4 separate regions of the Homo sapiens genome follow, and all the other regions are linked to region 3. A link is a contact called in ENCODE Hi-C or POLR2A ChIA-PET data. All regions are on one chromosome and are shown on one strand. Each heading gives the region's core, a stretch centred on a gene start or an enhancer-like site at or near the end of the contact. The rest is flanking DNA. Distances are from core to core; before and after follow the strand shown. Region 1 holds the start of DERL3 (derlin 3). Region 2 holds the start of SMARCB1 (SWI/SNF related BAF chromatin remodeling complex subunit B1). Region 3 holds the start of SPECC1L-ADORA2A (SPECC1L-ADORA2A readthrough (NMD candidate)). Region 4 has its middle 15 kb from the start of MIF-AS1.

What was found. A loop is a pair of places that touch in the nucleus more often than their neighbours do. ChIA-PET counts read pairs that join two places held with the same protein, here RNA polymerase II (POLR2A). Pooled maps may share reads with other maps.
Region 1: a loop to region 3 is called in a pooled map, with 10 times the contacts of the local background. The contact joins the promoter of DERL3 here to the promoter of SPECC1L-ADORA2A in region 3. A Hi-C loop is called at or near these places in 1 of 37 single-sample maps with no recorded cell type and 7 of 50 pooled maps. POLR2A ChIA-PET finds 5 or more read pairs at or near these places in 1 of 52 experiments (WTC11).
Region 2: a pooled map shows a loop between it and region 3 (9-fold over the local background). The contact joins the promoter of SMARCB1 here to the promoter of SPECC1L-ADORA2A in region 3. A Hi-C loop is called at or near these places in 1 of 37 single-sample maps with no recorded cell type and 11 of 50 pooled maps. POLR2A ChIA-PET finds 5 or more read pairs at or near these places in 1 of 52 experiments (H1).
Region 4: a map of CD4-positive, alpha-beta T cell shows a loop between it and region 3 (4-fold over the local background). The contact joins the enhancer-like site here to the promoter of SPECC1L-ADORA2A in region 3. A Hi-C loop is called at or near these places in 1 of 168 maps with a recorded cell type or tissue (CD4-positive, alpha-beta T cell), 9 of 37 single-sample maps with no recorded cell type and 17 of 50 pooled maps. POLR2A ChIA-PET finds 5 or more read pairs at or near these places in 1 of 52 experiments (AG04449).

The regions. Positions count from the first base shown.
Region 1 is chr22:23,837,590-23,840,289 of GRCh38, reverse strand. DERL3 (derlin 3) reads left to right here and starts at 1,284. Exons shown (of 7, transcript NM_001002862.3): 1 at 1,284-1,395; 2 at 1,514-1,579; 3 at 1,653-1,726; 4 at 1,845-1,938; 5 at 2,436-2,631. The coding sequence starts at 1,303. SMARCB1 (SWI/SNF related BAF chromatin remodeling complex subunit B1) reads right to left here. Exons shown (of 9, transcript NM_003073.5): 9 at 2,281-2,700. RefSeq lists a silencer at 1,059-1,361.
Region 2 is chr22:23,785,601-23,788,300 of GRCh38, reverse strand. It overlaps SMARCB1 (SWI/SNF related BAF chromatin remodeling complex subunit B1), which reads right to left and starts at 1,335. Exons shown (of 9, transcript NM_003073.5): 1 at 1,039-1,335. The coding sequence starts at 1,131.
Region 3 is chr22:24,269,559-24,272,258 of GRCh38, reverse strand. It overlaps SPECC1L-ADORA2A (SPECC1L-ADORA2A readthrough (NMD candidate)), which reads right to left and starts at 1,442. Exons shown (of 20, transcript NR_103546.1): 1 at 1,276-1,442. SPECC1L (sperm antigen with calponin homology and coiled-coil domains 1 like) reads right to left here and starts at 1,428. Exons shown (of 17, transcript NM_015330.6): 1 at 1,276-1,428. It also overlaps the pseudogene RPS10P29. RefSeq lists an enhancer at 970-1,049 and a silencer at 1,110-1,639.
Region 4 is chr22:23,912,636-23,915,335 of GRCh38, reverse strand. No RefSeq gene overlaps it. Among named protein-coding and RNA genes, the nearest start is that of MIF-AS1, 15 kb to the right of the region's middle. Within about 2 kb of position 1,280, at least 37 of the 41 ENCODE cell types and tissues checked have a DNase peak (open chromatin) inside an H3K27ac peak, as active enhancers do; they include CD4-positive, alpha-beta T cell, where a contact is called at or near this core.

The DNA.
Region 1 (2,700 bases), core at 35-2,534, 430 kb after region 3:
TTGTGAATAATGGGGCCATGAACATGGGTGTATGAACATCTGTTCAAGTCCCTGCTTTTGATTCTTTTGAATGTGTACCCACAAGCAGCATTGCTGGATCATACGGTAATTCTATTTTTAATTTTTTGAGTCATGATCATATTGTTTTTCACAGCGGATGCACCATTTTATATTCCCACCAACGGTGCCCAAGGGTTCCAATTTCCCCATATCCTCGCCAACACTTATTTTGTTTTATTGTTTTGCTTTTCACAGTTACCATCCTGATGGACACAGGGATGCTTGCAAAGTGACAAACTTTAGAGGTATCCCAGGTCACCCCACCTGGCACTGCGGACGCCCACGTGGCCCCACCCCTCACTTGGCAATATTCTCATCAAGTGTCAGCACTAGCTTATTGTATTGACTGCCTCCTGGCTGGACTCTAAGAGACAGTGTCTTTTATTGCATGCTACATCCCCAACATCTAGAACAGTGTCAGGCAAACAGTTGTTTAATAAACGGTGGAAGGAAGGAAGGGAGGGAGGGAGGGAGGGAAGGAGGGAAGGAAGGTGGGTAGGTTGGTTTCTATTTTCCACCAAAATATTGAGGACCTCTCCTGCCTGTCCACTTGCTCTGGTGCGCCTCTCAACCCTCGCGCCCCACCTGGACTCAATCCCGCAGTCCTGCCTCTCCTTCCTTGGGCCCCCGGGGAAGAACCCCGACAGCGGCCGGCACATTTGAGTGGGGCCCTGGACGTTTGGGGAGGTTTGGACACATTCCCGAATGCCTCCCTGCTGTGGGTTAGGTGGGCCTGTCTTGGGCTGGCAGCGAGGACAACGTTGTGGCTAGGTCGTCAGTTAGTGAGCCAGCACGGTCTGAGCCGCCACACTCCGCGCCCCGCCCACGCGCCCCGCCCTTTCCAGTTTTGCCTCGCCTGCTCGGGTCTTCGCTCCTGTAACCCATACGATCTTAGCCCCGCCCCCGTGGTGTCGTGGGTCCACGCTACTGGTCCTCTCCTAGAAAGCCGCGAAATGACCAGTTCCTCATTGGCCACACGTTCTCCCGCGCCACCACCGCAGCCACAACAACCGCCACGTGCTCAACCTTGGCGCCTGCCCATTGGCCACCAGCCTCTACCCGCCCACTCTCCCTTTCCGCCCCTAATTTCCCTCTTCTTCCTTCCATTGGCTGTCGGGCTCAGGGGCTCTCTTTTCAGCCTGGGGCGCGCAGCGCCTCGGATGCGGATTGGCCGAAGGCGGGGCTGGGAGGCGGGTTAAAGAGCGCGTTGCTGGCTGGGCCACGCGTGCTTGAGAAGGTTCAATGGCGTGGCAGGGACTAGCGGCCGAGTTCCTGCAGGTGCCGGCGGTGACGCGGGCTTACACCGCAGCCTGTGTCCTCACCACCGCCGCGGTGGTAAGCGGCCGGGCGGACCGGACGTCGCCTTGGTTACAGCCTCTGGCGGGAGGGGTGAGGGTCGCCATGGTTACGGCGTGGCTCCCGGGCAGCTCTTGACTGGCCCCTGGTTCCACAGCAGCTGGAGCTCCTCAGCCCCTTTCAACTCTACTTCAACCCGCACCTTGTGTTCCGGAAGTTCCAGGTGAGGCCGCCCCGCGCCGCGCACCTGTGGGCCCGACCCACCCACCCCGCACCTGACCGCCCGTCCCCCGTAGGTCTGGAGGCTCGTCACCAACTTCCTCTTCTTCGGGCCCCTGGGATTCAGCTTCTTCTTCAACATGCTCTTCGTGTATCCTGCGCCCTGCGGACACGGGCTGGGTGGAGGGCAGGCCGGCCGGGCTGGGAGAGAGGCCGGGACGGGGAAACTGAGGCCCCGCCTGGTGGCACTTCCTATACCGACGCCGTAGGTTCCGCTACTGCCGCATGCTGGAAGAGGGCTCCTTCCGCGGCCGCACGGCCGACTTCGTCTTCATGTTTCTCTTCGGGGGCGTCCTTATGACCGTATCCTTCCCGCAGGCTCTGGAACCTCGGGCTAGGGCGCCTCGGCGTCCAGCCTGTGTTGGTCCTGGGGCCAACACAGCCATGCCAGAGAGGGACACAGTCGCTGTCTCCAGCTTAGTATGTGTTGAGGGCCCACTCTGTGCTCAGCTGCAGGGGTCAGGGCTAGATCTTCAGTGCTGTATGCAAAATACAAAGCCATGCACAAAAGAGCCAGGTGGGTTGTCAGGGCCACTAGCTGAGCCCTGAATGCGAGTAGCCGGGAGAAACTGGGGCAGGGACAGGCAGTGGTTGGGCCCTGGGATGAGGCTGTAGGTGTGCAGGGCAGATTTCGTGGGACCTGAAGCCCGTGGAGTGTGTCGCCTTTATTGGACTGGCTCATCTTGATGAGGGAATAGCACATAGGGGAGATGAGGGGAAGAATTCCAGGGTCTTGGGAAGTCAGAGGGGCCCTGGGCTTGGGCTGAGGCCTGCACCGGAGCACCTTGACTCTGGCCCAGCTGCTGGGACTCCTGGGCAGCCTGTTCTTCCTGGGCCAGGCCCTCATGGCCATGCTGGTGTACGTGTGGAGCCGCCGCAGCCCTCGGGTGAGGGTCAACTTCTTCGGCCTGCTCACTTTCCAGGCACCGTTCCTGCCTTGGGCGCTCATGGGCTTCTCGCTGCTGCTGGGCAACTCCATCCTCGTGGACCTGCTGGGTGAGCCTCCCGGTACATCTAGTCCGCCCCAGGCTGGCCACTCCCCTCAGGACACGCTGCTTATGCCCT
Region 2 (2,700 bases), core at 86-2,585, 480 kb after region 3:
CTGCTTGACATTTGTACATCTGAACTGTATATCCATAATTTTTTTAAAAAGGTAACATATACTAGCTGGGGACTGCCTTTGGAGCAAAAAAGGCTAGTTTGAGACAATCTGTAAAAACCTAATATATGGCCGGGTGTGGTGGCTCATGCCTGTAATCCTAGCACTTTGGGAGACCCAGACGGGCAGACTGCTTGAGCCCAGGAGTTGGAGACCTGCCTGCGCAACATAGCCAGACCCTGTCTCTATAAAAAACAAAAAACAAGAACCTAATAGACTTGGAACAAACACCCATTCAAAGGCCAGTAGAGTTTTCCTGAAGTCAGTCATCCAGTTGATGCAACAAAATGCAGCCACTCTAGTTAAGGGTTAAACATCCTTAGGCTCTTTCCCCTGTAATAATTCAGAATCAGTTCACAGATATGGAAAGTGTCAATCGCTTCAGAACTGCTGAAAGATCTAGCTTAGGCATGGGGCCCTTATTCACCCAAAAGCAAACATCTTCCTCCAATCTGTTTCTTCACCGGTAAACAAAGGTCAAAAGACCTCCACTGCTCACCTAAGAGGCAACAAACACAATGGGGATGAGCCCTCACTAAGTCCAGGGTTTCCAGCCTGCCATTTGAGGTTCCCACAAGTAGCAATACGGGGAGGGGTGCACGTGAAATTTACGACATCTAAAAAGGGTCAAAGGCAGCAGTGCAGTCCCCCAAGCGTCGCAGGGGCTAACTCAATATCCCGTTTCTTTGCGTCTGACTGGAAACCAACCCAGCGCGGAACCACTGGGGCCCCTCGCGGCGCCAAAATCTTGGCAGCACTGAAGGCGGCGGACCTCGGCGAAATAAGTAAGGAAATCCCAGGTCGATGAGGGGGCGGGGGCCACACCCGACACGCCCACTAGGCCACGCCCCACAGCCCCGAGCGCGCGCGCGCGCGCCCGCCCGCCCCGATGAATGGAGACGCGCGCTCTCGGCGCATGGGCCCGCCCCGGGGCTCCCGCGGGGCCGAGCCCGGGGAGGGCGAGAACGCGCCCCGGGCTACCTCGGAGCCGATCATGTAGAACTCGCCGTCGTCCTCCAGCTGGAACTTCACGGGCTTCTGCCCGAAGGTCTTGCTCAGCGCCATCATCATCATTGCGGCGGCAGAGGCGGGCGGCCGGAGCCGGGCTGCGAGGGATCAGGAGGGCTGGGGCGGGGCCGGGGCGTGCTGGGCCGAGGGAAACCGAAGCCGGAAGGCGAAATGCGGACCGGGCCGGGTACTGGCGCCTCAGCCGGGCTCCTCAGCCGCCGCCGCCGCCGCAGACGACGACCAGGCCGCCCTCAGTGCGCAGGCGCTGGCGTTGACGCTGACGCGCGCGCCGCCGCTCAAACAAAAGGCCGGGCGCGCCTCCGCGGACCCCTTAAAGGAGCCACGACTAATTTCTCTTTCTCCCAGGCTGCCTCCCAAGTCGTGGTGTAGAGGACTTCTCACGGACAAAAATAGCCAATGAGGTCCTGACTCAAGCAGTGGCTTTCCCAGTCTTACAGCCAGGACTGGAACTGAGCCCAGGGGAAAAGCAACGAAGTGAGGCCTGAAGGAGGAGGACCTAGTATCTGGAAGCCTGGGTGGTCTGGGCATGCTTTGGGACCCCAATCTCGTGCCTTAGCTTCCCCACCCCTAAAACGCAGTGCAGCTGAGCAGATAGGCAGGCCCCTAGGAAGAGATATCCCAGTTCCGGGCCTACGGCTGTCCCTGCAGCTGTGGAGGTGGGCAAAATGACAACAGCGGATGAGGCTTGGCAATGTTCAAAGGCCCAGGTGGTATTTGGTTTGGCTGGTGCATCAGATGAGCGTTGGAAGGGAGAGACACCTTCCACCTTCTCCATTCCTCTCTTAGCCTACACTCTGCTTAACCGAGCCCTGCAGTGGGGAGTGAAACCAGGCAGCCCAGCCCTGTGGCTCTGCCTCTTGGCTCTTACAGCGCGAAGCTAGTGAAACTAATGAAAGTCTGAAAGCAATCATGATTGAATAATGCAGGGAGTAAAACAGTGGCCCACTACTGATGATTTCACACCGTTCAATCTAATGAAATTGCAGCTGTGGCTGGGCTCAGCGGCTCATGCCTGTAATCCCAACTCTTTTTTTTTTTTTTGAGGCTGGAGTCTCCTGCCTCAGCCTCCCAAGTAGCTGGGACTACAGGCACCCGCCACCACGCCCAGCTAATTTTTTGTATTTTTAGTAGAGACAGGGTTTCACCATGTTAGCCAGGATGGTCTCGATCTCCTGACCTCGTGATCCGCCCCCCTCGGCCTCCCAAAGTGCTGGGATTACAGGTGTGAGCCACTGCGCCCGGCCTTGTAATCCCAACTCTTTAGGAGGCCAAGGCAGGGAGGATCACTTGAAGCCAGGAGTTTGAGACCAGACTGGACAAGACAGCAAGACCCTGTCTCTACAAAAATTCTAAAATAAATAAGCTGGGTGTGGCATGGCGGTGTGCACCTGTAGCCCCAGCTACTTGGGAAGTGGAGAGGGGAAGATCCCTTGAGCCCAGGAGTTCAAGGTTATAGTGAGCTGATTGCACCACTGCACTGCAGCCTGGGCAACAAAGGGAGACCCTGCCTCTCTTAAAAAAAAAAAAAATGCAACTATGCTATTACGAAGACACACATGGGGCTGGAAGGTAGGGCAAGGAGACACTGGAGAGTTGGGAAGGGCAGTGACTGAA
Region 3 (2,700 bases), core at 193-2,692:
TGAGTAGCTGGGATTACAGGCGCGCGCTTTTTGTATTTTTAGTAGAGACAGGATTTCACCATGTTGGTCAGGCTGGTCTTGAACTCCTGACTTCAGGTGATCCGCCCGCCCCGGCCTCCCAAAGTGCTGGGATTACAGGCATGAGGCACCGCGCCTGGCCTGGTTTTTAATTACGAAGAAAAAATTACTATAGTCCCTTTGGTATCACCTACATTGGCAAAATTGCAGTCCCCCTCCACTCCCTGAAGCCACCAGAAATGACTGCTGTTGTCTACAAAGCCTACAGCTCTGATTTCATCTCAAGATGTGTCCTACTGGGTGACAGCAAATGCCATTTTTTAAAGGCTTGTATCTGTTATAAGCTTGGGAAATATTATCATGGCTTAAGAGGCTCTTTTGACAAAAGAAAACACTGTTCCCTGAAATCACCTGGGCTGTTCACGGGAATCTTTTCCTCGCCCTTCTGGTACTTGGACAAATGATCAAGGATATCAACAAATCAAGGTTCCCCGCATTTGAATGATCACAGAATTTTTGCGTGTTCTGTAAATGGGCTAAAACTACTGGAAACTGATTTCTTTTCGTCATCTCCAGGGCAGCTTGCCCAACGTGCCGCGACTATGATGTCTTAGACTTAACTACTTAAGGTAATACAATTACCAAATTCCTGGAAACGCAAAATTTCCTCAGACAGGTACCGGATTATTCACATCCAACCTGATGCAATTAACCACGTCTCAAGAAAAAAGGACGTTCCGTCCGCCTCGGGCGCCGGCCACAGCAGAAGCAGCACCGGCAGCAGGCCCGGGGTCCGCCGCCTGTGGCCCCTGCTCCTCCGCTCTGCGCCCTCGGGGCCACTGAACAACGCTGTCCCCGCCCCAGGCAAGGGACCCGGGCGATGGGGCGGCAGCCCCAGCCTCTCCCGGAGCGGCGGAAAGGCAAGCACGAGGGTCGCACCCGGCCTGTCTGCACACAGTCAAGCCGCAAGCGGGGTCCCAGAACCAGCTGAACCCCAACACCAACGGACGAAGGCCAGTGGGTCTCGGCGGCGAAGCCTGCGGGTTGTTCCAGAAGCCCCGAAGCCCAGAACGAGGACGGCGCGGGAAGGGAAAGGCGCAGGCGCGGGACACACTGGAGGGGCCCAGGAGCAGAGACGGCGCAGGCGCTGGGCCTGCCGGGGTCTGCGGGGACGCCCGGGCGCGGCAGCGCGGGCGGCGCTGAGGCGATAAACCAACCCGCCAGCGAACACTGCGGGAACCCGGCTGCTGCTCTTACCGCGCTGCACCGCATCGCTCCCTCGCAATCTCCTGGTTTGGGCTGGGCGGTGAGCTCACCCGGTGGCTCAGCCGAGACCCGTTGAGTCCGGCCTCAGGAAAGCAGCCTACCCCGCAGCGCCGCTTGCCGGGCCGCCCGGCCTCCCTCGCGGGCCCCGCCCTTGGCCAGCCCCTTCGCGCCCAGCAGGGCTGCGGCCGTCTGCGCAGGCGTCGTGGAGGCCCCGCCTACATTCCTTCACTGCGCAGGCGCCGCCGTCCCCCACCACCACCCCCTCCCCTTCCCCCATCTCCGGCTCGCGTCCGTCTCGGCACTGGGTCGCGCAGCCGCTCTGCCACTTGGCCGGTCAAGAAAGTAGCCGGCCAGCCGGTGCGCATGCCTCAGGTCTTGGGCTGGAGCCGGGCAAGGCGGGTCCCTTCAGAGGCCCCACTGGGCCCAGCGGAATGATGCTCAGAGTCCGCTAGTCCCAAAAGTTCTCCTCAGCGTGTTTACCGTGTGCCAAGGACTGTGCTATGCATGAGCCAGACAGCAGTGAGGAAAACACAAAGCCCTGTCCTCCTGGCACTCCCGGTACATAAGGGAACAGACAAAAAGAATAAGCGAGCAACATATATGTATATATATATGTATATACATATATATATACGTATATATATATACGTATATATATATGTATATATATACATATATATATACGTATATATATATGTATATATATGTGTATATATATACATATATATATGTATATATATATATATATATATATAAAATATTAAAGAAATTCTGGGGGAGTTCGAGTTCCATCGGCCCCCATCCGGGCCACCCTGCCACCTTAGCGGCTGCTCCTCCCCAGAATGCTGATGCCTAAGAAAAACCGGATTGCCATTTATGAACTCCTTTTTAAAGAGGAAGTCACGGTGGTCAAGAAGGATGTCCACATGCCTAAGCACCTGGAGTTGGCAGACAAGAATGTGCCCGGCCGGGCGCGGTGGCTTAGGCCTGTAATCCCAGCACTTTGGGAGGCCGAGGCGGGCGGATCACGAGGTCAGGAGTTCAAGACCAGCCTGGCCAAGATGGTGAAACCCGTGTCTACTAAAAATACAAAAATATTAGCCAGGCGCGGTGGCAGACACCTGTAATCCCAGCTAGTCGGGAGGCCAAGGCAGGAGAATTGCTTGAACCCAGGGGGCGGAGGTTGCAGTGAGCCGAGATCGCGCCCCTGCACTCCAGCCTGGGCGACAGAGTGAGACTCCTCTCAAAAAAAAAAGAATGTGTGTGCCCAACCTTCCTGTCATGTAGTCCCGAGGCTACTACGTGAAGGAACAGTTTGCCTGGAGACATGTCTACTGGTACCTTACCAATGAGGATATCCAGTATCTCCGTGATTACCTTCATCTGCCCCTGGAGATTGTGCCTGCCACCCTACGC
Region 4 (2,700 bases), core at 31-2,530, 360 kb after region 3:
ATGGGCATGGATCACAGTGAGCACATATCTCAAGTCTGTATAAACAGTCAAGGCCTTGTCCTTTCTTCATGCCAGGGCTCTGGTTAAGGCTATTATCTGAGTCTTTGGGGCTGAAGTTTGGGCAGGGAAGCTTTTGGCCTCTATGGTTTTCCATAGGGAGAGAACCACATATCCTGCCCTTCTTTCGCTCTTCCGTGAAGCTATGGCCATCTACAAACCCTATGTCTTCCTTTCCTTTTTCAACCACATCTCTGCTACAGAGAACCTTGAAGGTCATTTCTACTAAATGCAAGCGGTTAATATTAGGAACTGAGACTTGTGTTTTTCCCAGGCATGTCCTCAAACTTTGGCTAAATTAACCTTTATTGATTGAGACACCTGTCTCAGTCATTTTTTGGTTAACACAATACAGATAAAGTAGGATCCCTATCTCATATTACACATAAACATTAATACAGATGGACCAAAGACCTAAATATGGGGGATGGATCAGTAGAAAATACGGGAGAATATCTCTATGACCTTGGGACAAGGGCTGAGTTTTTAAGCAAAACACAAAATGCTCAAATCATAGAGGAAAAGATTGATAGTCGCCTGTGTTACAATTTTAGATTTGTGCTTCAAAAAGACACCCTAGGAATTAGGGGTGGAAAGGAAGCAAGCCACAGAGTGGGAGCAAATATTTGCAATTAATGCGCTGAACTAGTAAAAGACTGGTATCCATAAAATTATAAAGAACTACCAATCAATAAAAACCACAACCCAATAGAAAAATGGGCATAAAATACAAACAGGCAATTCTCAGAACATGAAAACAGAGTAGTCAATAATTACATAAAGAGAAGTTCAAACTTACTCAAAGTAGGGAAATGAAAATCAAAGTTATAATGAATATTACATTCCACACCCATCAGGTTGGCACGCTCAAACTGTATGTTTAAGATGCTATATTTAATGTTATTACAATCAAACTATGTTCAAGTTTTTTAATATGCTATTACAATCATTATAACAGCAAAAAATTGGCAACACTCCAAACGCCCATTACAAGAGGATGGAACAGGATATAGAGTGGATATTAGCGAATTAGGCCCATACATCTGCGTGGGAGCATCTCAGAGAACGCAGGGGCGAAACGCCGGAAGGGCACACAAACCAAGCCCCGCCCCCGGGAACCCCGCTCCCACACGGAGCATGCTGGAGGCTGATAGGTTGGTTTGACCACGCCAGTTCCGCCTTCGCCTGCCCCCTTAGAGCCCCGCCCCCGCGCGGAGCATGCTGGGGACATACGGACTCACTTTCCTCGCCAACCCCGCCCTCCGGAGCTACCAGCAACAACCAACGGGCAGCGAGCAACGGGCGCGCGCTGCTCCCTTAGGAGGCGGTGACCATCTGCCCGTGTGCCCAGGGCCTCTGAGGGCGCTGGATGGCTCCGTTGTGTCCGGGTGGTCTCGGGAGCTGCAGGGAAGGGGCGGGAAAACTACACCGGACCCCATGGGGAGCGCAGAGGCGGAAAGGGAAGGGCCTAGGGACCTCAGATTGTTTTGAATCAAGGGCAGAAAGATCGGGTCGGAGGGAGGGAAGGAAATACTTCCGTGCCTTCAGAGGGAGTCTAGAGTCCCAGGCCGTGCCGGGTGGAAGGAACTGTGCAGCGTCCCAGAGGGAAGGAAGAAGAAGGGAAGAGAAGTGGACTCAGAAAAAGTGGAGGGGAAAGAAGGGAGATGGGAGAAATGGAGGGCAGAAGAGGCAACGTTCCCCAGCCCTATAAACCATAATGAGCCCATATGAGAAAGCAGAAAGGTGGGTGGGAAGTGGGGGGCTAGAAAGGAAAAGAAACAAAAGCTGTCTTGGTCTGAGTCAGGAGCCCAGCTGTTGTGACAGGAAGGGACCTCAGAGATGGCTTTCACAGGTGGCTGTGACTATAGCTCTTTCTGGTGCCTCAAGCTCCCTCTTAACCCCTGGGAGACTTTTACCTTTGGGAGAGATTTCCCTTTGGGTTAAGGAGGGGAAAGAGGGACAGAGGGACAGTGGCAAGGGATGCCAGGAGAAGGTGAGGGAGAGGACACATGAGTGTTAGGTTTTTGAAAAAAGACGAGGGTTAAAGACAAGAGAGTTGACCACTCTACAACACAGGTTTATTAACACAACCTACAGAGGTGGGGACCAACTTAATGCCAAAGCCCCACTAGCACTTACAGGCTGGAATCATTATAGGCCTGGATGAGGGGTCTGGAATGGTAGGACTTACTGCCCAAGAGGATGTTAATAAAAATATTTCTTAAACCTTTGTCCCAACAAGATGTGATAAAGAAGTCAGACAGTTGGGGAGGATGTTACTTACAGCCCAAACCCCTGCAGAATGTTTCACTGTGACCAGGGTCTATGAAATGGCAGGAAGATTTACAAAATAATACAGCTTGGACTAAAAATTAGGGCCCAGCCTGGGGAGAGCTAGGCACTGATTTTTAGAGAAGTCTATGTCTTTGGCTATGCCAGAAGCACTGCAATCTTATTTCAAGGGCTTCTGGATGTGGTGGACTAAGTCTAAGACTAGGGGGTCCAGAGAAGACCCCATCCTTAGTAACCCTTGTCAATAGGGAGACTTCTCACGGAATCTGCTCTTTGGGTTTGACCCTCTGTCTTCATGTTCATGCCTCATTCATCTTTGTTAGGTTTTGAAGGGAAGGTGAGGGTTAAAGA